Linked DNA regions of Homo sapiens: all the other regions are linked to region 2. Evidence: chromatin loops called from intact Hi-C (ENCODE). Cell type or tissue: heart left ventricle. All regions are shown on one strand. Each heading gives the region's core, and the rest is flanking DNA. Links, peaks and the distances in the headings are about the cores only. Region 1 has its middle 4.3 kb from the start of CDX1. Region 2 has its middle 7.6 kb from the start of TCOF1. Region 3 overlaps HMGXB3 (HMG-box containing 3). Region 4 overlaps CAMK2A (calcium/calmodulin dependent protein kinase II alpha).

Region 1 (4,107 bases), core at 1-2,500, 190 kb before region 2:
GAACTGTCCCCCTACCTCCTGGACACTCAGTGTAGTGGCTTTCTGAGTGGGCAAAAGACCAGCAGGGGCCTTGGGCCACATTCCCTCCCTAGATTCTTAGGACTGTCTTACTGAGCCAGACTGTAGCCACCGAGGTCTGCCAGGGTCCCAGGAGATAAAGGCTTCAAGACACTGCCCATTCAGCCTCTCCTTGCCCCCTTGCTGGCCTCCCTCTCAGCCCCAGGACCGTGGGCAACTTGAGTGTGTCCATCTGGTACACGCAGATGGCTCATAGATCCCCAGAAGAGCAGGGCCCTCACCCTCACTGAATACACTGGCTCCTAAGGTCTGGAGAGCACCAGAACTTTTTTGAGGGCACACAGCAGGCCTAGGGTGGGGCCTCTCCATCTAACACCCAGTTATCACTAAGATAACTGTTCCTCCAACCATCCATCCATGCGATAGAAGTTAATTGAGGACCTACTATGTGCCCTGTCCTCCTGTCCTCACAGAGTTCACAAGCAAACACCGAGGAAACCACAAATTAATAATATCAAATTGTGATGAGTGTGATGAAAGAGACAAAGAGAATAATGAGCTGGGTGGATGGGAGTTCTTGTTCAGGTACAATAGGGCTTCTGTGGGGAGGAAGCAGGCCTGTGAGGCCACACACATTCAGGAGTAGGAACAGTGTTCGAGGCAGGGGGAAAAGCATCTGCAAAAGCTTGGAGGCCAGAGAGATCTTGATGGGTTCGAACAAAGAGAAAAGAATGGTTGAGGCAGAGAGCCGGCAGTGGGATGGAAGATTGGAGAGGTGGTCAGTGGCCAGGCATCAGGGCTTTGTGGGCTCGAGGGAGTCTGACTTTTATCCTGAGGGTCAGTAGGGGCCACTGCAGGATTTTAAACAGGGGACTGATGAGACCAGGTCACCCAAGTGCACTGTGGAGGATGGACGAAAGGGGGCAGGAGGGAGGCATGGGACGAGTGTGGAGGCTGCAGTGGCCGATCATGGACTGAACACTGCACACACACACACCCGTACTCCGTGCTGCCCCCAACTCTTTATCCACCTGAGAGGCTGCAGGAATGCATCTCAACAGGGAGTTTGGGCTTCTGTGTCCCAGCCTGTGCCTGGCCACTTGACTCACAGTATGGCCTTTTTCCTTCCCTGGCCTCTGTACCCTCCTCAGCACGGTGGGTCAGACACAGTGCTTCTCTGATAAGGACATCTATGCCCTGGGCCTCTGGTTCTAGCATCCCCTCTACTACCTAAGTGTCTGTGTCCTGGGGACTGCCACCCTTCCCTACCCCTCTGTTTCCCTAGGATAATCAGTGGCATCCGGGCATTACTGAGACAAGGCAACAGTACGGCGAGTCCTCCAGCAGTACCCAGGAGTGCCAGCAGGTGGCGGCCCCAGCCCCTGGAGGGGTAGGAGGAGAAGAAAGGTGTTGGGAGGAGAGAGGCCTCTGGAAGGCAAAGATGCCTCACAGGAGTCCCCCGCATCTGTCCCTACCTGGAGGTGGGCAGGGCAGGAATTAAGATCCCCGATTCTGAGGTGGAAGCAGGGACTCAGAGAGGGGAGTTAATGTGTCCAAGGTCACAGAGCGAGACTAAGGCTTGGCTGGGATGGGCCCCCCATCCAAAGCCCTTGGACTACAGTCCAGAGAGAGCTTCAAGAGGCTGGCAGTGCAGTGCAGTGGGCCTAACACTGGCCCTGGTGCCCACCAGCTTCTCTTAGGCAAACTATTTGCAACAGAAAGCTGAGCCCAGAAACTTTTCTCTTCTAGGGCCATAAACCTGATTGAAAAACCAAGTTATCACTAAGATCTTTATGAGGCCATCAGCTCTGTGCCCCACCCCAGGAGGCCCTGGCTGGGTGTGTGAGAGCAGCCTGGAGGGAGGGCTTCCAGGGGGAAGAGGGGCCTACCCAGGAGCCAGAGGAAGGAGGGGTCCAATAAACAGCCACTCCTAGGGGCAGGCGATATCAGAGAGGAAGAGGCTGCCCACAGGACAGGGTAGACAGGGCCTTCTCCACGCACAGAGCCATGCTGGACTGCTATCCCAGTCCCAGAGAGCACAGGGGGAGACTGAGGCCCAGGGGCTCAGGGTCACAAGGCGAGTCAGAAGCCAAGGTGGGAAGACCTGCAATTTCAGACTCCCAGCCTGGGTCATTTAAACAAGGTTACAGTGTCCTGGTTGGGGGGAAACTGGGGATGCCACATCGGGGCTGGCTCAGGACTTCTACAGGGGGTCCACCTAGGGTTGAGGGCAAAGGGAGAGCAGAGGCTTTTTTGCATGAAGAAATCAGAGGAGGAAGAGGAACCAGCTATTTGTTTAAGCAAAATCCCAACTAACAAACTAGGGGGCAGGGAGGCACACACAGCTCGCTATCCTGGCAGCGGGGGCCAGATGTAGAAGAAAGAGAAACTTTGGCCCGGCACGGTGGCTCACGCCTGTAATCCCAGCACTTTGGGAGGCCAAGGCGGGTGGATCACCTGAGGTCAGGAGTTCGAGACCAGCCTGACCAACATGGAGAAACCCCATCTCTACTAAAAATACAAAATTAGCCGGGCGTGGTGGCGGGCACCTGTAATCCCACCTACTCAGGAGGCTGAGGCAGGACAATCGCTTGAACCCGGGAAGCGGAGGCTGCAGTGAGCCGAGATTGCTCCACTGCACTCCAGCCTGGGCAACAATAGCAAAACTCTGTCTCAAAAAAAAAAAAAAAGAAAGATAAAAAAAACCTTCCAGCTAGGATATTGACTTCTGTGTGACTTCAGGCAGATGACTTTGCTTCTCTGAGCTCCAGCTTCCTCCCTGCAAAATGGGGCTAACAATCAACCCCACCTCGTTGTGCTGCTGTGAGGAGGAACTGAGATAACACATGCAAAGGGCTTGGGATGATGCCTGGCACTTAGTAAATGCTTAATACACAGCAGTGCTATTGTTGTTGTTATTATTACTCCAGCAAAATGTCAAGGGCCAAACCCTGAAATCTCAGAGAGAACTGAGCTAGGAGTCAGAAAGCCTAGTACAGGGGAATCCACAGAAGTGTGGGGGCCCAATCCAGGATGTGTCCGTGGAGTGGGAGGGACATCCACCCTGGGAGGGCACACTACTAAGGGGACCACAGAGCAGCTGGAGGGGCTCCCCAGGTCGTGCGGGTCCCTGGCTCTGCCCTCTGCCTGATCAGGACAACAGACTTTGCTCCGCTGGGAAGGGACTGCCGCTTTGGCCCCCATCTCTCAGCCACCACCTAGTTCTGGCCACCATCTCCACCACTCCTGGACCCCTTCCCGGCTTCCTGCTGCTCTCTGGCGCCCCGCCTCTCCTCTGGCTCATTCTCCACACACCAGCCACAGCTGTCTTCCCGCCACTGCCCTCCGCCACTCTACCCCTAGATAATACCCTTCCACACCCTCATCAGGCTTGTCCCACCAGGGCCTGCTCTGCCCCTTGCCGGACTCCTCTCTTGCCCCTACCACTCCAGACTGGCCTTTAAGTGCTAAGGGAACAAGTGTCCCCTCGGGCCTCAGGGCCTCTGTTCATACTGACCCTTGACCCCTGCCGCCCTTCCCCACTCCCCAGGGCCTTGACTCACGTGTCACTTCCTCCTGCAAGTCTTCCCTGACTCCTCCCTCTGGGTCAAATCTCCCTATTCCTGGCCCTTGCCAAGATGTAACTTTACCTTTATTTGTGATTATTTGATTCATACCTGTCCACCCCCGCCAGACCCCAACTGTAATTACTGCAAGGGCAGGGCCTCACTCAGTACCTAACATAGTGTCAGCACAAAGGAGGTGTGTTAATAATATATATTTTTCAAATAAATACATACATAAAGAAATGAATTTGTATGCCTATTTCCAACCTTTAAGCCTACCATTTAGGCCTGACAGAGCATACTCTTGAAACTAGAGGGCACTTAGAGAGCACCCTTCCCCCGGGATAGGCATCCTTTCCCCCAGCATCCCTAACGTGAGACTGACCTCCAGCACTCACTTACATACCTCCTGTGATCATGAGCTCACTCTCTCTCATGACAGCCCATTTCCTGACAGATGGCCCCTTACAGAGCACTTTCTTACGTATGGGTGGGCTGAAATCCACATCTGTAGCCTGCAGTT
Region 2 (6,002 bases), core at 2,078-4,577:
AGCTCCTCCAGAGACTCAGCTCCACTTGCAGATGCAAAGTTAGATTTGAAGAGACTGTAATCTTGGGGCCAGGCAAGATTAGGACATTCACACTGGATGGCTCTCAGGGAGCAGCGTCTTCTGAGGCTTTTCTCAGTGAGTCCTCCCTCTCCCTGGGGGATTTCAAGACTTCCCACTGTGCCTTGACCTGCTTCCTCCAGCCTCATAACACCCCTGAGAGCTCAAGACAGTTCTCTTCCCTATTTTACAAGTAAAGAAGCTGAAACCCAAAGGTAAAATGACTTATCCCCAAGTTCACCAGCCTATAAATCACTCAGCCTGAATTTCAACCCAAGTGGGCCCTGCTCTAAAGCCCGTGCTAACATTCCACCTGAGGTCAAGGCCTCCTGAGGAGGGTGCCACACCAAGAAATGGCCTCAGCTTGCTGCGGATTGTAGAACCCCAAACAATAGAGGAAGACATTGACGCAGTTCATTATATTCAAACCTAAAGCCTTTGTGCATCGCAAGACTGCATACATAAAGTGAAAAAATAATTCACAGACTAACAAAAGACAGTCGCAGCAGACCACAAGATTAGAGCTCCTGCAAATCAATAAGAAAGACACGAACAGCACCATGGAAACACGGACAGGGGGTACAAGAGGCGATCCACAGAAGAGGAAATCCAAACCACTAGCACAATTATGAAAACGGTTTAACTCCACTCTTCAGAGAAATAGAACTTAAAAACAAGAACGAGAGACATTTGGCCCCCATCAGAGTGATAAACATCCCAAAGTCTGACTATTGCCAGGTCAAGTCTGGATGTGGAGCCACAGAAACTGACCCTTTCAGATACAGTCAGGCAATGGCAGGGAGCCCCAAGATACTCACACACCCGGCCATTCTTCCCCAGGCACATGCAAGACACGCATGAGGATGGTCACGGCAGTGCGGTTTTTATTATGGAAAATTGGACATCATTCAAATGCCCATCAACAGGAGAATGGATTGATAAACTGTAGTACATGCCCCTACAATGAAATTGATTGAATAGTGGATATGTGTATACTGGTGCTCTGCACATCAAATGTGGATAAATTTCAAACACAATGTTGAATGAAAACAAGCAAGTTGCAGAAGGCTATGCACAATATTATGTCATTTACAAAGAGTTTAAAGCTACAAAGCAACACTTTCTATGTTTTATGAATGAATACATGTATAGCATGTATACATAAACATGTGCAGGAACAACTCATGCCAACTTCCGGGAATGGGCTGGTGACTATCTCTGGGCAAAGGGAAGGGAAATGAACTGAGATGCTCTTATGTATTTGAAATGTCTTTTTTCACAATCTAGGCCGGCTGCTGTGGCTCACACCTCTTATCCCAGCACTTTAGGAAGCCAAGGCAGAAGGAGGATCACTGGAAGCCAGAAGATCGAGACCAGCCTGGGCAACAATGCAAGATCCTGTCTCTACAAAAAGTTTCTAAAAATTATCTGGGCATGGTGGTGTGTGCCTGTAGTCCCAGTTATTCTGGAGGAAGAAACAGGAGGATCGCTTGAGCCCAGGAATTTCAAGCTGCGGTGAGCTATGATCACCATCTCAGTTCAACCTGGGTGACAGAGCAAGACACTTGTCTCTAAAAAAAAAAAAAAAAAGTAAAAGAAATCTACGCAGGGCATGGTGGCTCACACCTTTCGCAGCACTTTAGGAGCCTGAGGCATTTGGATTACCTGAGGTCAGGAGTTCGAGACTGGCCTGGATGACATGGTGAAACCCCATCTCTACTAAAAATACAAAATTAGCTGGACTTGGTGGCGCATGCTTGTAATCCCAGCTACTTGGGAGGCTGAGGCAGGAGAATTGCTTGAACCTGGGAGGCAGAGGTTGCAATAAGCCAAGATCGTGCCACTATACTCCAGCCTGGGCAACAGAGCAAGACTCTGTCTCAAAAAGAAAGAAAGAAATCTAGATCATGGGAACATGGAACTGTATGTGTGTGTCCCTGCATTTTTCACATGCCAAATATCTTAGTTATTAAAAATCAGGGAGCTGGACAGTTGCCCTAAGGTCAATTGTCTTCCAGGTCACTGATTACTGTTTGAGAGTTTCATCTGGAATTAACTTCCCATTCATTGGCCCTAATTCTCTTCCTTAAGGATCCCATGTGAAAATCCAATGGCTAATGGCATGCATGCGGACTAGCTCCTGCCCTCAGCAGGCTGACTGTTCAGGCTGGCAACTGTGAGAGGAGGCCGCGTCTCCCAGCCACCCCCTCCATTGGCATCTCCCTCCACCTTCTCCCACCACCATCCCTCGCCACCCGTCTGGCCTTCTCAGCAGATGGTAGCTCATACAGCCTGTTTTCTTCTGTAGAAAGTCCTTGACAAGCCCAGAGGGAGGCTCAAAGAAACCCCACCACTTTTTCAGCGGAGTTGTCTTTGCTAACCATGGACTAGGCTCAACAAGGGACACTCAGTGGGAAGAACTGAGCTGGGAGTCAGGACAACTGCTCTTGACTTGCTGGGTGACTTTGAGTAAGTGACACAACCTCTCTGAATCTCGACAGGTACACTGAGGGAGGTGTGCACTTCGAAACCTTGAAGCCTCAGAATCCACTAGAGAGATTTTAAAAGCCCAGATGTGGGGGTCCCAAAATGGGAGTTGCTTGATGTGAGGCCTTGGAATTGTATTTCCATTGACTAGCCGGGTGATTCCACTGCACAGCTAAGCTTAGGAATCATTAGACAATCGTGGCAGGTTGGACATTCAGATATGTGAGCAAACTCTGTCCACATCGCCTATTTTCTCTCCCCACCCCCAGTGCCTTCCTGCATCCTTGTTAATCATCATCACCCTGAATAGTTTATGCCAAGCAGGGTGCTGGGTGAGAATGAGGGAGCAGATGAGCTTCCAGAATGAGGCCCCTTTCAGCCTCCCACTCCTTAGTAACCGCAGAGAAGCTGAGAAAGAAGGTGGGAGGGGGAGCCAGCCCTCGTACCCTCCACAGGTGGAGGAGGGTCTGGGGGGCAGGGGCACAGGGCCCATCTGCTGAGTTCCTGACCCTCTGCCCAAGGCCCAGCCTTCCAGCCCTGGAGCAGCTCCTTCTCCCTGTCTCCACCCCTACCAAAGGCAGGAGTCTGCAAATCACAGCATTCTAGAACATCAAAGCAGACTAATGTTTTCCCGATTGCAGCCATTCACTGCTGTCTTACCACCTGTATATTATTTAATTGGTACTTTCTTTTACATTGACTCACTGTTTTTTACTTGAATGCCTACTTTAGCCCCATTCTAAGCAATAATATCTGCGAAATAACAGGTTTGATGTGCTAGTTATTTTTTGTCTAATACACATTAAAATAAATACATAATGATTTCCATTTTAAAATGTCCATCTTTTTATCTCTTGAAGTCACTTTGTGCATCACCACACTTTCAGAAACACTGAGCTAGTCCAACCCTGCCTTTGCACAGAGATGCAAACTGAGGCCCACGGAGGGGTGGAGCTAGCCAAAGGTCCTGCCACTGGGGTGGAACCTGATATCCACAGGTGGCCACACTGGGCAGGCCCCAGGCACTCTGGTGACCTTGACCTTTTGAGAGAACTTTCTTTGGTTGTGCACTGCCCTCTCCTGGCTGGTTCTTCTGCAACACATGACCTCCGGGAGGAAGCAGCCAGGGGTGGAGGCAGGGCCACCTTGTTGCAGAACACAGATGACTGACTGCCCAGGGTTGGAAGGCTGGGCAGTCAGGGAAGGCACCATTGCAGAGGCGGCCTTTGCACTTGGCTTTGAAACATAAATAGGAAACAGTCAAACTTCAAAGAGCAAAAAGGCAGTTCTGTCCAAATGGTGTGAAGGGAGTGAGATGTTCTGAGGACAGAGAGTACTCAAGATTTAGCTGCTGGTTTGGATGATAGGAGACACACCAGAGAACAGACTGGGATGGGCTTTGAATGCCTAAGAAGAAGCTGTGACTTGAGCCTGTGGTCAGCGGTTAAGCTAGGGGAGGTTTAATGAGCAGGGAAGTGATGTGATGCCAAGTGCAGCGTGGAGAGTGGACAGGAAAGGACAAGGCAGGGGCAGCGCAGAGGGAAGAGGATGTGGCAATGGCCCAGGGAAAGGTAGACAGGTAGTTCCCTCTGCCTCTAACCTGCTGGGGTCCTTGTCGAGTCACTTCCTGTCACTGGGCCTGTTTCCTTATCAGCAAGAGGAGTGAGCTGGGCTAGATGCTCTCCAAGGACCCTTCTAGCTCTGAGAAATAAAACCACAAAAATAAGAAATTATGCTGATGAGGCTATGAATTGCTACAACCCTTTTGGCAGTTAATTGGGCTTTAGCTATTAAAATAAAACTCATGCATCCCCTCTGGTCCACTTGCAATTACATCATACAGAATTAAAGCTCCAGTCTGCAAGGATGTATTTACTAGGATATTTAGAGCAACACTACTCTATTAGCCAAAAAACTAGAGGCGAATAACCTGTATCATATCATCTCCCATCTCTGTCTGTTGATGGCCCTACTGAGGGACTGGTTATGAGCCCTCTGGCAGCTGGAGCCTGTCTTGAGCCTCAGTTTCCTCATCTACAACCATTTGACATGCTTTATAGGATGTTGTGAGGTTTTGATTGGTTAGTGTTAGAGCCTGGAAGCACAGCTCCAGCTCACTGCACACACTCAACAAATGATAGCTGTTACTATTACTCAAAAGAGTGTGGCAGATCCCAGCATCTAGAGAAATAGCTCTGCTGTATTGTTATTAGGTGAAAAAAGAGAGTTGCAGAGTTGAGTGTTTAGTATGATTCCCTTTTGTAAGAAAAGAAGCAAAGAAGCCAGGTGCAGTGGCTCATGCCTGTAATCCCAGCACTTTGAGGGGCTGAGGTGGGTGGATCATCTGAGGCCAGGAGTTCAAGACCAGCCTGGCCAACATGGTGAAACCCATCTCTACTAAAAATACAAAAATTAGCTGGGCATGGTGGCACATGCCTGTAGTCCCAGCTACTCGGGAGGCTGAGGCAGGAGAATCATTTGAACCCAGAAGGCAGAGGTTGCAGTGAACAGAGATCATGCCACTGCACTCCAGCCTGGGCAACAGAGCGAGACTCCGTTTCAAAAAAAAGAAAAGAAAAGAAAAAGAAAAAAGAAAAGAAGTAAAGAGAAGTGAAAAAGGAAAAGGAGAAGGAGGACTAAACCTTATGAAGGATGTCTGTGTTTGTCTGGGCAGAGAAAGGATGTGAAGGGATTGAATACCAGGCTTCTTTCTGATTGGGAAATGAAGAGGCTCTAGTGTGGAGAAGTGGGCAGGGAATGGCTAAGAGGGAGGGAAAAATGATGGACTTTGTCTTAATATATCTCTGAATTGTTTAACTTGTTACTTCAGTAACAACTTGTAAACCTTTAAAAGCTCCTGTGAGATTAAAGATTTCGTGTCATTTCACGAAAGGGAAGGAAGTCTTGGGAAATCTACTGGCCAAAATGACTTGGCCCAGGGAAAACCTGTTGTTACAATGGATGAAGGGAGCTACTGGGAAGGGCACCCTTCCCAGATGGGCCCTTCTCTTAAGAGTTCCACTACTGGAAGGGTCTTTGTTCAACAGCTTCATTTAACAGAAGGTAATGCTGAGGACCAGAGAGGGCAAGAGACTGGCCCAAGGTCACACAGCTGAGCCAGGTGAAAAGGGCCTGACTCCTGACAGTAACACAGGGGAGAGGCCCAGTAACCTTTCCCCTGTATCGCTGCTACCTCCCACCTCTGTGTCAGAGCCATTCCTGCTGGGAGAGACAGGTAGAGTGCCCCATCTGTTGAGCTTCCTTCTCTTCTGTTGTTCATTCTTCCTTCATTCATTTCCTAAGTGACCTCGCCGTGCCCTGCATGGGAATCCAAGGTGACTAAAGCATGCTGCTTCCCCAAGAGGCACTCGCAGTTCAGTGGTCTGGGAGCATCTGGCTTCTACCACTAACAAAGGCATTTTCTCTTACTGGTAGAGAAATGCTCTGAGGCTAATTTT
Region 3 (6,002 bases), core at 1,460-3,959, 330 kb before region 2:
TTTTATGTGTGACTCAAGACAGTTCTTCCAATGTGGCCCAGGGAAGCCAAAATTGGACACCCCGATCTATTAATAAGATTTCTTGAATTCTGATTTTTGAGGCAGCAAGTATAATTTGTCTCTAAAAGCTCCAAGTGTGTTTGTGCCAGCCAGGAAATGACTCACCTTTTGTTGTATTGTTCTAGAGTTCATACTGGCTAAAATTAGCCCAAGAAATATGTGGCATAGTTCCCAATGAGTTGGATAAAACAAAAGATAGTATATAAGGCTGTTTAGCTCAAGGCTTCATTCTTAAGGCTCTCTGATGGCAGCAGTTGAGGTCTCTCTGAGCCTGCAGCCTCAGAGAATTTTGAAAGTAACATCTAAAATGAGTAGGCTGAGTTAATGAAATGTGAGATCACCAGGTAGAGTTGTTTTGCTCAGATTGCTTAAATTACCCAATCTTTCTGTGGTGATTTTTGTCTAAAATAGCCTACTTAGTAGGCAGTGTTTGCTCAAAAATCTTATCTCAAAAAATGAGTTTAGTCTCCTGTTTTTCTGCTAAATTTTCCCTCTCCTGCAGTAAATAAGCTCTGTGCACTTGACTTGGAATTTTTCTCCATGTTAACTCACTCTTAGGGGCTATTATGTGTTAGAATCTGAGAATGCTTTACCAAAGAGCTCTTAAGAGGTCACCTGTTACTGGCTCTTTTTTTTTTTTTTTTTTTCCAGACAGGGACAGGGTCTCGCTCTGTCACCCAGGCATGAATACAGCTCATGCAGCCTCAGCCTCCTGGGGTCAAGTGATCCTGCCACCTCAGCCTCTCGAGTAGCTGGGAACACAGGCACACAGGCTGCATACCACCATGCCTGGCTAATTTTTTTTTTTTTTTTTTTTTTTGTAGAGATGTGGTCTTGCCATGTTTCCCAAACTGGTCTTGAACTCCTGGGCTTAGGTGAGCCTCTTGCCTCAGTTTCCCAAAGACTTAGGATCACGGGCATGAGCCATGACGCCTGGCTGTTACCAGTTCTGAACTAGAAGTGCAGTATGCAGATGGCTTTGGAAATGTTGAGGGGTTTTTGGGTAGTAAGCGACTGGGAGATAAATCATTGAAATTTAGTGACATTGGCACAGACACTAAACTTTCTGTAATGTGCAGGGAGGTCCTACACACTATAGAATTAGGTCACCCAAAATGCTGTCTGGCTCCTGTTGACAAATACTGAGAGCCCAACCCTTTGCTATTTCATAAGGGGAAATGAGGATTCAATTGAAGCTTGCCTTATACCACATAACTAATTAGGAGTGGAGCTAAGCTTGATAGAACCCAGCCTTTATGTTTCCTAGTTTACAGTGCCCTTTATGATATACATGGTGGGTAGAAAACCTTTCTGAAGACAACCACTATTTAAAAACATTTTTAAAAGCGTATGTGTGTATATATAATACTATTATTTCCACTGCAGTGCTAATTGGATAAAAGCTAAGACACCAAGGACTTTTTAAAGCCAGGTCTAGCTGAAATAGCAGCTGCCATTTTTAGTGAGTTTGAATATTTGTAGCACATAATAATGCATGAGTTAATTTGATCCAGTGCAAAGTATGTGACATATGTGCAAGTCATTCTTAAGACTCTCCTTAAAGAATCTGGGACAAAAAACAGAATTTTTCCCAAAGGAGATGGGAAAATTTGAATCTGTCCACATGAGGTTGCGGCCACATTGGGATTAACTGAATCTCATAAAAGGACCACCAAGGTGAACAACTTAGGGCTTTTAGGCCCTGTATGGCAGTATGTCACCCTCTTTCTAGACACACAGAAGTAGCCTTTGAATAATGTAAAACTAAATGTAAACCTAAAAAATGCCAACATTTGGTTGATGAAACCTGGAGAAGCTTTTCAATAAGAATTCATTAGAAGATGAACAGTTTTATTCAAACGAAGGCATTTAATGCTATAGTGAAAGGAACCTGTAGCCAGAAAACTTAGATTCAGGCTAGTTTTACACTTGAGATCTTAAGTTAACTTCTTCCTTTCATGGACCTTAGTTTCCTTATTTATTGCCCATATGTTATTAAAAATGAGAGAATGTTTGTGAATGTCATCAACTGTAAAATCCCTTATGTATACAAGGTATTCTTATTTTTCTAGGAAAAGCCAGCCAAAGTAAAAGTGGAATTGGCTTCTGGCGTCTCTTCCAAAGGCTCTGTGGTGAAAAGAAATCAGCAACCTGTCACCACTGAGCAAAATTCCTCTAAGGAAAATGCCTCCAAACTGACTCTGGAGAATTCGGAAGCTGTAAGCCAGCTCCTGAACGTAGCTCCTCCCAGAGAAGTAGGTGAGGAGAGTGAGTGGGAGGAAGTGATCATCTCCGATGCCCATGTTTTGGTTAAGGAAGCTCCCGGGAATTGTGGTACAGCAGTCACTAAGACGCCAGTCGTCAAAAGTGGTGTGCAGCCTGAGGTCACTCTGGGGACAACTGACAATGACAGTCCTGGAGCAGACGTACCAACACCATCCGAGGGGACAAGTACCTCCAGTCCACTCCCTGCTCCTAAAAAACCTACAGGGTAAGTCAGTGTGTTTGTATAATATAGGGCTTTGGAAATGCCCCATGTTTCTTTTATCTCATGTCTGTACAGCATGCCTGAGAGAGGCAGCAGAGACCAGGCAATGGTTCCTGTTTTAGAGATACAGAAACCAAGGCCTAGAGATATATAAAGATTGTCCCTTCCCCCGGACTCTGCTATTCATGTACTGCTGTCAGATTACTTACACATCTCTTCTTGTCAGTCTCCCTAAAGCATTAATTAGAGTCTTGCTGGTATAGGCTCTGGGCAGTATTAAAACTATGAGTTACCAGTCCTGGATACTGGATTTGGAAAGAGAATCTTTATTAAAGCATCCTGTAGAAAGAGTTCTGGCCTTATAGTCAGAGAACTCAGTACTGGTTCTGACTGTTTCTGGCTTCTGTTTGACTTTGGGCATTGTCACTTCATGTCTCTTCACCTCAGTTCTCTCCTCTGAAGAATCTTGAGTTGGATATTAGAAAATCTTATCCTCACAGGCTGACTGTACAAACTGAAGATTGTATATAAAACATGCAACCAAGTACCTTGCAAGTCGGAGGAAGTCACTATCTTTTTCTCCCCTTTTCCTCCTTAAATGCTTAATTGGATTCTGTGTATATCCCTTCCCTGAGGAAGTTGTGTTCTTGTAACTGAAGACCCTTATTTGTATCAATGGTTCTCAACTGGTAACAATTGTGCCCGCAATGAACACCAGAAGCCAATTCCACTTTTAACTTTGGCTGGCTTTTCCTGGAAAAATAAGAATACCTTGTATACCTTGTATGCAAATATGTATGTGTGTGTGTGTATATATATTTTTCCCATTTTTTTTTTAACACAAATCATAGCACAACATACATACTTCTACATCTTGTTTTTTATTTTTATGTTTATTTTTATTGTTTGAGACAGGATCTCTCTTTGTCATTCAGTCTGGAGTGCAGTGGTGCGAACACAGCTCCCTGAAGCCTCATCCTCCCAGGCTCAATCGATCTTCCCACCTCAGCCTCTGGAGTAGCTGGGACTACAGGCACGCACTACCACACCTGGCTAATTTTTGTATTTTTTTTTTTGTAGAGATGGGGTTTTGCCATGTTGCCCAGACTGGTCTTGAACTCCTGGGCTCAGGTGATCCGCCCGCCTTGGCCTCCCAAATACATCTTGCTTTTTTTTGGGATGGAATCTCGCTCTGTCGCCCAGGCTGGAGTGGCGCCATCTCGTCTCACTGCAAGCTCCGCCTCCCGGGTCCATGCCATTCTCCTGCCTCAGCCTCCCGAGTAGCTGGGACTGCAGGCACCTGCCACCACGCCTGGCTAATTTTTTGTATTTTTAGTAGAGACGGAGTTTCACCGTGTTAGCCAGGATGGTCTTGATCTCCTGACCTTGTGATCCACCCGCCTTGGCCTCCCAAAGTGCTGGGATTACAGGCGTGAGCTACCGCGCCCGGCCCCATCTTGCTTTTTTTAAAAAAAATCATGTAGCAATATACTTTGGCGATGGTTTTGTATATTTAAAGGATGAAGCTGTGCACTTTAGACCTTTTGTTTGAGACACGTAAATCACTCTAGCAAATGTTTATTGAGGCCTCCTCTGTGGTATAGGCCATGTGCTCAACATTGGTGCTGCAAAGATGAAGCAAACATGGACTCTGTTCTCTAGGGTCTCTAAGCTGCTGTCATAAGTATATGCTCTAACTAGAGGTAGATTAGATGTTACAGCTATAATAGCGATTGGCATTACACGCTGTAGACATCGTTTTACACTTCTGTGTCTTCGCAATGACCCCATACTGTATAGGTAATTACTGTTCCATTTTACATATTAGAAACTTGAAGTTAACAGAAGAATGAAATTACTTGTCCAGGGCCACACAGCTATTTAGTGGTTGAATTTGAACTCAATCTGTCTAAAGCTTGACAGTTTAACCCCAATACTATCCTCTAAGAAAGCACTATGTAGAGATTGCGCTTTGGTTTTCTTCCCTTTGTTCCAGAATTTCCAGATTTCTCTTCTTATTCTTTTCAGAGCTGACCTGCTTACCCCTGGGTCCAGAGCTCCAGAGCTTAAAGGCAGAGCACGGGGCAAGCCCTCATTACTGGCTGCAGCAAGACCCATGAGAGCAATTTTGCCAGCCCCAGTTAACGTGGGGCGAGGCAGCAGCATGGGACTGCCCAGGGCCAGGCAGGCCTTTTCCCTGAGTGGTAAGGGCTGGGACATACCTGGGATGGAGGGGCTGTCTGACAGGAAAGGGACAGGAGTGGGGGGTTGAGAACGGACATAGAGACTTGGGGAGACTCTGAATGCACTTAAGTCACCAGTTTGGCTCCTGGTTCTCTCAGATAAGACTCCCTCTGTGAGGACTTGTGGTCTGAAGCCAAGCACACTGAAGCAGCTGGGCCAGCCCATTCAACAGCCATCTGGCCCTGGTGAGGTGAAGGTAAGGCCCATTTTCCAGAGTGGGAGCTGTTTGAGGGTCTGGCTGCTTCCATGTAATGTATCAAAGCTATAGGTAAAGGCACATCCCATTTCTTACACGTTGGCAGACCTCTGGGTGGAGGTTAACATGAATGATTTATCTGTTTTTTAAGTAATTTCTTAAAACTTAAGTGAATACATGTTTTTAAACCTTTTACTTAGAAATAATTTATAACTTAGAAAAAAGTCACAAAAATAAAAATAGTACAGAGAACACCCATATACTCTTTACCCATAGTGACCTATTGTTAATGTATTAGCCCATTTTGCTTTATCTTTTATGTTCATGTGTGTCCCCCCACCATATGTGGGTGTGTACACATTGCATGTGTGTAAAATACACATTATAGGGTAAGTTATGCCTTTATGCTTGTTTGTGTATTTCATAAGAATAGGGATTTTTTTTTTTTTTGGTGGCAGTGTCTCACTCTGTCACCCAGGCTGGAGTGCAGTGGCACAATCTTGGCTCACTGCAACCTCCACCTCCTGGGTTCAAGTGGTTCTCCTGCCTCAGCCTTTCCTGAGTAGCTGGGATTACAGGAGCACACCACCACGCCCGGCTAACTTTTGTATTGTTGGTAGATATGGGGTTTCACCATGTTGGCCAGGCTGGCCTTGAACTCCTGACCTCAAGTGATCCACCCACCTCGGCCTCCCAAAGTGCTGGGATTACAGGGGTGAGCCACCACGCCTGGCCTAGAATAGGAATATTCTTTTACTGAAACATTGATGTATACCTTTACTCTCCCATTCATATTCCAAATTGTGTCAATTCGACCTGTGAACCCTGAAAATCTGAGACAGGTCTCAGTTAATTTAGAAAGCTTATTTTGCCAAAATTGAGGACATGCACCTGGGACACAGCCTCAGGAGGTCCTGATGACATGTGCCCAAGGTGGTCAGAGCACAGTTTGGTTTTATACATTCTAGGGGGACATCAGTCAACATACACAAGATGAACATTGGTTCAGTCTGG
Region 4 (6,002 bases), core at 1,720-4,219, 100 kb before region 2:
GTGTGACCCTCTCACCAGGCCCCTGCAAAGAACTGCTGTGCTCCCCTGGAACAGGCAACAGAATCGCTGGCCTGGGTCACCCAGGGGGAGAACAGTAGGGCCCACACTCGAACCCATGGCTTCTTGACTTGCGATCCAGTTTCAATCGTACTGAAAATGCACCTGGACCCCCAGCTCCGCCATTCTCCCCACACTCCTTCCGGGAGCAAGACATGGCAGGCCAGGCTCCCCAGATCCTGGGCCAGGCCCCCAGGTTATTCTTATCTTCCAATAGGACTTCTTCTGTCCTCCATCCAAGGGAGTGAAGGAGGATGAGCTACAAAGAGATGGTTGGGCCAGGAGTTGCCTTTGAGCTCCTCTTCTTCCACACCCAGGCCACCCTGAGAAGTCTGTCCTGCGCCACAGGAAGCAGTGACGCTTTGTTCAGCTGTGCCCACTGGAAAGCCTGCAGTGGCCAGCAGAGCCCCACCATGCTGTGAGCTGTCCTTGCCATCTGGCAGCTTCTGCCTCCTGGCCTTGCCCTAAAAGAGCTAATAAGCATTTCTTCCCAAGAACCAGCCTGATGGAGGCCTCTCCTGACCCCTTGCCCAGCCTCTACCAGGGCTACATCCAAGAGCCAAGCAGACCAGGGCAGCTTCTCTCTCTACTTCCTTCTCCTCTAGTTACCTGGGCCACAACCCACCGGTGTCTCTGGTCTCTATCCCCACATCCCCCAAATCGGAACCAGGAAGTCTGCTTTCCCCAGGGCGCCCAGCACCCCTAGCTCAGCGTCTCCACACAGGGGTCAGAGAGGGCCCCAGCTACTCCAAAGCTGGCAGCTCCCACATTGCACATCCCTCTATTACCCCTACACATAGAGGGATGGCGGGTTGGCTCAGGGTTAACCCAAAACAGCAGGCAAGCCAAAATTCAATGCCCGATTCCATTACAGGATTTGGAATGAGTGCCTGTTAACTTTATAAATTAAGTTGGCTTTAGATCTGTGGTTTTCAAATATTCTTGAGAAAACTTGGTTTTCAAGAGAAATTTTACCCAAAAGTCTAATACATAAAATAGAGGAAAGATAATAGTGCCTAGCATCTCATGAGTGTGTATTACATACCAGCACCTTGCTAAGCTCTCAGGGCGCATTGTATTAGTTAATCCTCACCAATAGGCTTAGGAGGTGGAGATCTCTTTTAACCTCATTGCATGAATGAAGAAGCGCAGGCTCAGGGAATATAAATACCCAGCCGAGGTCCAGCTGCAGGCAAGCCCAAGGGCTCTCTTCACCATGATCATGCTCTGGTTGAAGTGGGTATGAGAAGCCCAGAACCATTTAACCTGGCATCCCCCTTCCACATCCCACAGCACCCCATCCGCTGCCAGAGGTGCCTCCCCAGTCCAGTACCTTTGGGATCTAAAGAGTTCAATTTGAAAACCACTGTCTTGGACTAATAACCAAATAATTATGTATTCCTCTAGCACCCAAGATGAGAAGGGAGAATGATTAGATAGGATTTTATTGCTTTTTTTGTTTGTTTTTAAAGCTGCAATCTTGGAAATGATCATCAAATCCACACCCCACTCGTTGTACTTAGGGGAAAATTCAAGCTGGGAGGAGAAGGCTAAGTACAGAGGGGAGACCCAATCCTGGCCTTGGACATCTAGCCCAGACTCCCTCGCATGCAACCTTGACAGACCAAAACCAGCGGCCAGAGACCATAAATGCCTCCTTAGACAAAGCCATCAAGCCACCAGCACATCTGGCTGTATTCATACAGCATCCCACACCTTCCAATGTCCTGGGCACATCCCAGCCCTGGGGCCCTCGCCAGGCAGGGCTCTGAGCCCAGAAAAAGGCAGGGTCTCAAGAGAGGATAAGATCGAGTGGCAGAGGAGGAGGGAACTGCAGAGAGCAGGGGACCAGGCCCCAGAGAGCAGAGGGAGAAGAGAGAAGAGACGGGAAGGAGGACCGCAGGATGTGGAGGGACCACAGGGTAACTCGGGCTCTAGGGGTGGGACAGGGCAGGCCCTTGGAGCCGGGAGGGGATTTTGGAACTGAACCAGCACCAGCAAGCCTTGCCGGGAGGGGGCACCTTGGAACCCAAAGCCAAGAGGAATGGCTGTCCATCCTCCACGAGCTTTCTGGGTGGAACTAAGGTGTACAGCGGGGCAGGGGCCCGATCCAGCCCACACATAGGCAGGACGGAGGTCACCCCTCATGACCATTTCTGTCCTCTCCTTGCACCCTCTCTTGCACACCAGCTCTCCAGCCTCGGAGAACCACAGAAATCTCCTTCTGACCTGCCCCTTTCCTTGCGCCTGCCCCCACCCCAGCACACCTGTCACTTCCACCCTCCTCCAGTCCCCCCTCTCCCATCTGCCCCCCAACAGTCACGGCGCAACGGTGGGCACCAAAGCCTAGGTCGTGGGTCTGGAGACAGCCTGGCCACAAATGTGGCCCACGTCTGCCCAGGACACCATCAGCAAGGCCCGGGTCTTGCTCCAGGCCTGAAAGCCGGTCTCTGTTGGCAGAAACGCTGCCAGAGCCAAGCCCTGCCAGGCTCCTGGAGGGGCTTACCTTCACACCATCGCTCTTCTTGTTTCCCCCACTCTTCCCTCCTGTGGAGGAGAAAAAGTAGAGGGTTAACAACGCCAGGCAGGGCACCAGGGCCCACAGGGCGAGGACGAGCAGCATCCACACGCAGCCGGAGGGCAGACTGCAGGGAGCAGAGCTGGCCCAGCGATCCTGGGGGAGGCCTCCTCCTCCTCCTCCTCCTCCTCCTCCTCCTCCTCCCTCCTTGGAGGCCCAGGGACTGCCTGGGTTCCCCGCCTTCTCAGCAATCTCAAGCGTAACCCTCTGGCTTCATGGGTTGAGGGAGGTGTCCAACATGTCCCAGGACTGTGGGCTGCTGTTTCAGCCCGGGGATTCCCTCTGAATCCCTGTCACCACCGTGCTGGCGGTGGCCAACCCGAGGTCTGGCTGCCTGGCCCCAGGCTGGACACGCCCTCCCCACCCTGGCCCTCTCTAATTTTAGCCCCATGCTGCTGCGGAGGTCATGTGTCAGCCCTGCCTACTCACTCCGGACAGCTGCAGGCTGCGTCTTGCCAGTGACAAGAAGCAGATGCCCCCACTGGGGCCCACCCTGCCAGAGCACCCATCCCCTGCCTCTCTCCTCAGGCCATATAGGCCTCCCCAACCTCAGACTCCAGAGCCCCATATTGGCACTGGCTATGGCCCGGGTGGCAGGGACAACCAGAGCAACAGCTCTTTGGGGGCTTCCCCTGCTGTCATTTCCCCTTACCTCCCTCCTCACCTCCTGGCCAGAGCCCTGGAAGTGGGCATCAGCCAGGAAATGGCCTGAATGTCCAGCCCTGCCCACAGGCATCCGGCTGCTTCAGACTTAAGCAAATACCTTAAATGAAACAAGGTATCTGTGAAGTACTTAGCAAAGCACCTGACCCATAAGCCGCACATGCTCAGGAAATGGTAGCCATGATAAGACTTCTCCTGGTGGCCTTGAGAGGGGGAGTTGGGAGGAGGGTCATATGAGCCACTGATGCCCCAGGGGCTCTGAGGCATGGGGCTCATGGCAGGTCACCTTCCCAGTCACCCCCACATTTCCACCTATGACCCCTTCGAGGCTCTCATTCCAAGTTCCCTACTTGCAAACCAAGGCAGGGGCCACCTCTGGATCCCGAAGCTGACAGGAATGGCTGTCCATTCACCACAGGCTTTGGAGGGTTGGACTAGGATGTGCAGTGGGGCAGGGGGAGTGCTTTCTCCTCGAGCCTCAAGGTAGACGCCCCTCTCAGCTCCAGCCTACTGTCACAGGATCGTGGGTCCAGTGAGGCCACAGCGTCTAATTTTCAAGAGACGACAGCAATCTGGGGTTTTCTATGAAATTTCCTAATTTTTAAGTGTTAGAAACTCATTCAAAAAAATTTTTAAAACACCCCTACCTCCACAAAGCATATCAAGAGATTCAATCCAGCTCACAGGCCGCCATTTTGTGAGCTCAGGACTAGAGTTCTTTAGGGTGCTTCAGTTGTTAAAAAAAGACTCTGACTATCTGGGTAGCTCATCTTTCAGTTTACGGAATGGCAGGATCCTTGTCCAGGGAGAGGGTGGGAAGGCAGTTTAACGAGGTAGGAAAAGCCCAGTCAGAAGTTCTAGTATCTGCCCACCTCTGGGTCTCACTCCTCCCAACTGGTTACATGGGCAGGTGGACCCACTCAATGCAGCCAGCTGCCCCCTTCTCAGAGCTGCCCTCTTGCTGTGGTGCTGGCCACAAATCTGCAGCAGCTTTCTCGGCTGGCCCCAGCCCCAGTCAGAGGGCCCCTCGGGTGAGCTTTGCTCTATCTGCTATCTATATCTCCTCTACTGCCTGCCAGCGGCCTGCGCTCCCCAGAAGGAAGCCTCTGGAGGGCACTGGCCCCAGCCCTCTCTGATGTGCCAAGAGGAGCTTCTTGCTAAACCCTGACAATAATCCCTTCCCCTTCTCTCTGCAAAGCCACATGCCTCAGGTGATTGGGCACTCCCTGCCTTAACCAGCCCAGTTTGGCCAAGGGCCTGGGACGCTCCTGCCCTGGACTCACTGGTGACCCAATCCAGTTAAAGGCACTTGCCCTGGGTTTGGTCAAACCTGTGCTGAATGCAGGCTCTGCCTCTCTAGCCATGTGACCTGGGACAAGTCAGAGCTCACCTTCCTGAGCTTCTGCTTCCTCATCCCAGAAATAGGGATGGCAGCACCCCCATCATCCCCTCTGCTGCCTTGTCATGTAGGCCACCTGAGTGGAAGCACGGGACTGCTTAGCACAGGGCTCCAATCATGGTGGGCAATATTGTTACTCCCTGGACCTGGCTCCACCCCATCTAGAACTCAATCCCCTGCAATCAGAAGCCTTCCCCTCTAGGCGGCCCAGCCTGAGAACCCCAGCACTGCTGTAGGAGTGGGCAGCCAGACTAAATCTGTAACCAGTCCTGGTGGGCCCTGGGCTTGCTGACTTTTGACCTCTCTTCACTTCTGGGTACAGGCCGTGGCAGGTGAGCTAAGCCCTTAGTCACAGAGTCCTCTACAACTCCCTCTCCCCAGGCCCAGTGGCCTGGGGGCACTCCAATATCTGACAGGACGGTGCCCCCAACGAACTGGTGCAGGGCTTACTGGGGACCCTGAGGTCCTGCCACCTACCGGAGAAGTTCCTGGTGGCCAGCATCGTGGTGAGAATGGCTCCCTGCAAGACATAAGAAGAGGGCAGTGGGAGAGGAGGCCGGAGTGAAGGGACCCAGGAGGGACAGAGAGACGGGAGGGCCACGGGGAAGGAGAGGCAGGTGCTGCATTCAGAGAAGAAGCCAAAGCCTCTGCCCTGCCCCTCCATTTGTCCCAACCCCAACCCCAGCCCAGAGCCCATCCCTCGCCCCCTGGAGAAGTCGGGGTGAGCTAGGCTTTAGCCAGTACAGCTCCTGGGACAAGGCCGTCCTAGGGGCAGATATTAATGGGCCCCTTGGCCCGCCCAAGCTGAAGAGCTTGAGGGACACCTACCAGCAGAGGCTCCTGAAGATGATGGACTTTTCTTGCTTGGGCAACAACAGCAGACCTCGTGTCCCCCAACCCCTCCACCTCTTAGCCCTCTGCCCCGTGCTGAGAGCATCTTGCTCCAGGACTAGCTCATCCCTCCATGGCCCCTGGGCTCAGAGAATCCCAGGAGGATTTTCTCTTTTTTTTTTTTATTTCCAAGTTTTTTATTTTATATATATATATATATTATATAATACTTTAAGTTCTAGGGTACATGTGCACAACGTGCAGGTTTGTTACATATGTATACATGTGCCACGTTGGTGTGCTGCACCCATTAACTCGTCATTTACATTAGGTATATCTCCTAATGCTATCCCTCCCCCCTCCCCCCACCCCACAACAGGCCCCGGTGTGTGATGTTCCCCTTCCTGTGTCCAAGTGTTCTCATTGTTCAATTCCCATCCATGAGTGAGAACATGCGCTGTTTGTTTTTTTGTC

The links. A loop is a pair of places that touch in the nucleus more often than their neighbours do. Peaks named below come from ENCODE experiments on the same cell type or tissue, not always from the same donor. Only the 100,000 strongest peaks of a DNase experiment are listed, where the experiment ranks them.
Region 1: it touches region 2 in a loop (3-fold over the local background); 36 of 110 quality-filtered maps call a loop at or near these places.
Region 3: a loop joins it to region 2, with 2.4 times the contacts of the local background. A loop is called at or near these places in 4 of 110 quality-filtered maps.
Region 4: a loop joins it to region 2, with 2.3 times the contacts of the local background. A loop is called at or near these places in 8 of 110 quality-filtered maps.

The regions. Positions count from the first base shown.
Region 1 is chr5:150,160,414-150,164,520 of GRCh38, forward strand. No RefSeq gene overlaps it. Among named protein-coding and RNA genes, the nearest start is that of CDX1, 4.3 kb to the right of the region's middle. RefSeq lists an enhancer at 513-1,422. In heart left ventricle, for the core only: CTCF peaks have their summits at 1,370 (motif pointing right) and 1,573; DNase peaks (open chromatin) are centred at 939 and 1,388; H3K27ac peaks cover 2,003 bases.
Region 2 is chr5:150,347,082-150,353,083 of GRCh38, forward strand. No RefSeq gene overlaps it. Among named protein-coding and RNA genes, the nearest start is that of TCOF1, 7.6 kb to the right of the region's middle. RefSeq lists an enhancer at 3,397-3,526. In heart left ventricle, for the core only: a CTCF peak has its summit at 3,627 (motif pointing left); a DNase peak (open chromatin) is centred at 3,650.
Region 3 is chr5:150,022,130-150,028,131 of GRCh38, forward strand. It overlaps HMGXB3 (HMG-box containing 3), which reads left to right. Exons shown (of 20, transcript NM_014983.3): 7 at 2,133-2,551; 8 at 4,577-4,752; 9 at 4,891-4,988. Among named protein-coding and RNA genes, the nearest start is that of HMGXB3, 24 kb to the left of the region's middle. In heart left ventricle, for the core only: a CTCF peak has its summit at 2,627; no DNase peak of the experiment used is centred there; H3K27ac peaks cover 1,784 bases.
Region 4 is chr5:150,242,598-150,248,599 of GRCh38, forward strand. CAMK2A (calcium/calmodulin dependent protein kinase II alpha) reads right to left here. Exons shown (of 19, transcript NM_015981.4): 12 at 5,175-5,217; 13 at 2,564-2,604. Among named protein-coding and RNA genes, the nearest start is that of CAMK2A, 44 kb to the right of the region's middle. In heart left ventricle, for the core only: no CTCF peak of the experiment used is centred there; a DNase peak (open chromatin) is centred at 3,024; H3K4me3 peaks cover 1,199 bases; H3K27ac peaks cover 1,293 bases.